Linked DNA regions of Mus musculus: region 1 is linked to region 2. Evidence: chromatin loops called from intact Hi-C (ENCODE). Cell type or tissue: left cerebral cortex. All regions are shown on one strand. Region 1 overlaps Heatr5a (HEAT repeat containing 5A). Region 2 overlaps Dtd2 (D-tyrosyl-tRNA deacylase 2).

Region 1 (2,500 bases), 49 kb before region 2:
GTTTGCGGCCAGACTGGAGTTCCAGTCTCTCAGTGAAGATTCCACCTCTGCCCACCTCTGCTGTGCCTCTATTCTACTGTGGCCAGGCTCTGCAAATGTTCAGTAGAGAGCTAGTGCCAGATAACTTGTAAAATGTGTCCCTGGCTTCTGGAAACAAAAGCTTTCAGGTACTTGCCCTCATGAACAAGCAAGCTGAACTCAAACACACGGACACCTTTAATGAGCTACACTCCTATCCCGTGACTCCAAAGGACTGTTCTAGACACTTTAGGGAAGTTCCCCGAAATGAGTTGCTGCTCTTTATCTCCACAAATGCTAATAGCTTGTCTTACCCCAGATACAAAGTCAAGCAGTCTTCTCAAGCAATACGAAACAGAATACATGGGGACAGTTTACAGCTACACTGGAGAGCACTCGTGTCATGATCTAGTCACACAGCACGAGTCATCTGGGGGTGCAGAGATTTTTAATTTATTTTAAATTGTTCACTTAAAGTCTTCAGCATGCACTGACTTCATTTTTTGGCTGGCCTTGGTAAATTTTAAGGATGTAGACAAAGATCTTGTACATGGCAGGAGAGATCTTCATCTCCAGTCCAGTGCAGTCCCTCAGGACTTTTCTAAAGCAGTCTGTGCTGAATCACAATACCCAGCAAGAAGCTGGTGTGGGGGAAGGCTGCAGTGTGGCCTTCGTAGTGCTGTAGGCTAAGAAACCTTTCCAAGAGTTTAGCTTTAAAACCTGTGTTTAGGACAGACAATTACACAGCAAACACACAGGTTATAGGCCATGATCTTTTGTAGGAGTTAAAATCGTACGTTATCTTGACACATTAAGTAATATGTGCAGGTATTAAGTTGCGCACAATCCCAGTGGAAGACACGATAAGCCGTGAGATAACATGGCAGACAGCACAGGAGAGAAAAAAATGACTGCTTTAAAGGACTAAGTAAAACCTATTACTAAAAACTAAAACCACCTTTGGGTTATAAAAGGCTCTTAATTTGTAACCTTGTTTTAAAACTGTTTTAGATTCACCATAGATATTTATAAACGTGAGCAGAATCAGCAACTTCGCACTGTGGAGTCAGATCCTAAAACTGACTAGAGCCAGTGGGAATTACACGTGGGTGACTGAGTTCTGACTCGGACCTGAGTAACTCCGACTCGAACGTCTCTGCTGACTGAACTGTTTCCTTTCAGCATATCTCCACTGGCTCGAAGGAATCCTGAACTCCCACGCAGAAACCCTGCTCCCAGCAGTTCCAGAACTTCCTCCAGTGACACTCTACGAGCACTCTGCTTTGAGCCTGCTATGACAAAGAACAAAACAGCAATTAATAGTGTACAGACTTAATTTTTTTAAAGAGAATTTGAATGCCCCCACCCCCACTCCCTGGGACCCCAAGTCTCTCAAGGGTTAGGTGCATCTTCTCTGACTGAACCCAGACCCGGCAGTCCTCTGCTGTATATGTGTTGGGGGCCTCATATCAGCTGGTGTATGCTGCCTGGGTGGTGGTTCAGTGTACAGACTTAATTTTAATGCACAATCTTTTTACTTTTTTTGTGCTGGAGACCTGACCAACCTAAGTATATGCTCTGCTGCTGAGCCTCATTTATACATGGTCTCTATTTGCCAAAAGCAAGCATATTGACAGAAAAACTAAAAACCCAAATGTAATGTAAAATTCACAGGTATTCTGTATATTAATACACAGAAGAAGTCACAAGACGATTTAATAGTCCATCGGGATGAACCCTGGGAGAGCTGGGGATGTAGCTATGTGGCATATTGCTTGCCTAGAACACAGAGCTGTAGGTTCAATCCCTAGCCTTCAAGCGAAAAGGAGCCCTAAGTGCCTTCATGGATGGCAGGAAATAAACTCAGGACTGAAATCAACCAAATAGAAACAAAAGGAACTATACAAAGAATTAACAAAACCAGGAGCTGGTTCTTTGAGAAAATCAACAAGATAGATAAACCCTTAGCCAGACTAAACAGAGGGCACAGGGACAGTATCCAAATTAACAAAATCAGAAATGAAAAGGGAGACATAACAATGGAAACCGAGGAAATTCAATAAGCACTTTTAAAATGTAGTTGTCCACTGTGTTCTTTACTCTACCTGTATTCTAGTGCTAAGAACAATCTGTGTAATATTTTTAAGAGAGTTTGAATAAAAATTTGTTCTAATCTAAATTTCTTCGGTGACTTTAAGATTGTTACCTCTTAAATGTAATTTTTTTTTCTGGTGTGTGTGTGTGTGTGTGTGTGTACACATGAGCACACAGGCACACATATGTGTCTTCTTCCCAGCATAGGCTGCTTGACCCTCTCCAAATACGAATGTCTGAGTGAATCACAAGACTAGGAAAAAAGCATGGGGGAAAATCTCCCTGTGCTGCCTGTGGGTCTCCTGTGGAGAATGAGAAGACTGTACCTAAAGCTCTGCTACTGTTTCCCATGTGGTCTTAACATGGTGGCACTTCTGTTCTCTCTCAA
Region 2 (2,500 bases):
TTTTATAAATAAGGCCTACTGGGAAAATGTAAAGGTGAAATCTGTTATTAGAGATGAGAAAGTAAACAAAAGATACTGTCAGCTTCTATGTATATGGATATGTATGTGTACATGAGTAAGTATATGTAGATATATATGTGCATATATATGTATATATGTAAATGGAAGGCTGGAGAGAAGACTTGGATATTAAAAGTACTTACTACTCTTCTAGAGGATGGAGATTTGGTTCCCAGCATTCACATGACAGCTAACAACTGTCTCTGGCTCCAGTACCAGACGACCTGATGCCCTCTATGGCCTCTTTGGGCAACATTTGCACATGGTACACAGACAGGCAAAACAGCCATACACATAAATACTCCTCTCAAATCCAAAACAAAAACCCCATGGCAATATTTTTATAAGCATAATAAGACTATTTATCTAAATTACCATAAACATCTATGTGTCCCTAGAAACCTAGACTATTTCAACATTAACCATTTCAAGGTATACCAAGATGCCTATATCTATACTCAGGTCCCCACTCCCTCTACAAAGGGAAAAATGAATTCTTCTTATGAAGAACAGAACAAGCAGCAAAGAAATTCTATAAACCTTATAGTCTCAGTACGGCAGGTTGAGGCAGACAGACCTCTGTGAGCTCCAGCTCAGCCATGGCTACATAGATTTTTTTTATTTTCCTAATTTTAAAGGCATGCTTTCTAGTTTGGTTGATTTCAGTTACTGCACGTCCTGCAGTAAACATCAGTAAAGACTTGGTATGGTTTCCTACTCCACAAGTCATGCACTTAACCTGGCAAAAATCAGTTGGTTCCTAACCTATGGTACAAAAAGCCCTATTGCTTTTTATTAACTAACATTTCTCTTTAAACACCTTTGTAATTCTCCGTTGTGAACAGGTACCATCAGCCAGCAGCCCCACCCACTAATCTCCGGAAACAGGAAGCCTCCAGAACACCTCATTCCAATGGAATCACCATTTAGCTACCCAGGCCCCACACTCCTAAATTAGCAATTCTGGATTACTGGCAATGAGCAGTAATACTCATAGACTTTCGTATACCTCCCTCTACTGGCTGGAACTGAGAACTCACATACGGACATGGACAAGTAAAGACTGTACAAAGAGAAATAGAAGCAAGCTGAATTGAAATGAGACAATAATCAATAGTGTGGCAGAAACTTAAAAATTGTAAGACAGGTTATTAATCAAATACCTCCAATAGCACAGACATGAAATCAAGCTTTGACAGATCCTTGATCTTAGTACATTATAATGAAGATGAACTGAGGAAGACTCTACACATTTCTGTTTTAGCTATGATGTTTCAGACTTCATGGACATAACCGATTATACTCCTAAGTATAGGCTTGGCTGGAGAGGTCTGACCCCATGAGCAGGTACAAGGCAGGCTTTAAGAGAGCCTCCTTCTCTTACTTCCACTTCTGGACAGAGGGACGCACAAACTAACCTCCCAACACTAAACAGTTATCTTGCTTGTACTTTACTCTGCTGAATGTGCCCTTAGCCATATAAGTCCTTTATTGCGAATGATAAACTTGTTAAACTAGTCATTAACAGACTTAAGGTAGAGTCCCCTGTGTTTTAATTCACACATGTATTTAGGGTGACCCCATAGAGAAAAAGACAGAAGCACACAGGCTTAGTCACTAAGAAACAAACTGCAGATTGGGTTTCATGGGTTTATCTTACCTCACTATGATTGAGACATTAAGACCATCACACAGCTTTGCAAAGTCAATCTTTGTTTTTTTTTTTTTTTTTTTTTTTTTTTTGAGACAGGGTTTCTCTGTGTATCCCTGACTTACTGTGTAAACCAGGCTGACCTTGGACTCAGAGATCTGCCTGCCTCTGCCTCTCCAGTGCTGGGATTAAAGGTATGAGCTACCACTTCCTGGCTACAAATGACCTACATTTTACTTTTGTACTTGAAGCGTCTTATTACATTCCTGTGGACAGCAAAGATGACCAGGGTAAATTACTAATTTAGGAAAACAAGCAGAATGTCGACCACCTCAATATCAGGAGCTCAGAAATACCTCTCTAACAGAGGGGCTTTATTTCATTTTCTTAAGCCTTCAAAGGCTCCTTATTATCCTCTAGATTCAAATTTCAAACCATTGGTTACTAGCTTTCCACCCTTACCAATCACACAGTCCTTTCTTAAGTATTGTTCTCATGCTTTGACAAAGTTGTCAGCAAAGTTTGGAATATAAGCATGGGACATTTCCTCTGTTAGTTGACTTTTGGCTAAGGCGTCATGAATGCGCTATCTGCCCACGAGTTTCACTTTCATTACTGTTCTTGGCTAGGCTAATTTCTGTGAGCTCTGACTATCCATCTGTGTTGCTTTTTCTCTGTGGCATGCCTTGCTTTCTTGTTCAGGCTGATCCAATCCTAGGATCAAGGCATTCCCTGCCTCAGCCTCATGAGTAGCTGGAACTATAGGTACAGGTACATGCTACTGTGGTT

What was found. A loop is a pair of places that touch in the nucleus more often than their neighbours do. Peaks named below come from ENCODE experiments on the same cell type or tissue, not always from the same donor. Only the 100,000 strongest peaks of a DNase experiment are listed, where the experiment ranks them.
Region 1: a loop joins it to region 2, with 2.9 times the contacts of the local background. A loop is called at or near these places in 16 of 42 quality-filtered maps.

The regions. Positions count from the first base shown.
Region 1 is chr12:51,951,338-51,953,837 of GRCm38, forward strand. It overlaps Heatr5a (HEAT repeat containing 5A), which reads right to left. Exons shown (of 36, transcript NM_177171.4): 7 at 1,150-1,307. Among named protein-coding and RNA genes, the nearest start is that of Heatr5a, 19 kb to the right of the region's middle. In left cerebral cortex, no CTCF peak of the experiment used is centred here; a DNase peak (open chromatin) is centred at 1,192.
Region 2 is chr12:52,000,702-52,003,201 of GRCm38, forward strand. All of the region lies in intron 2 of Dtd2 (D-tyrosyl-tRNA deacylase 2), which reads right to left. Among named protein-coding and RNA genes, the nearest start is that of Dtd2, 4.6 kb to the right of the region's middle. In left cerebral cortex, a CTCF peak has its summit at 1,079 (motif pointing left); a DNase peak (open chromatin) is centred at 1,066.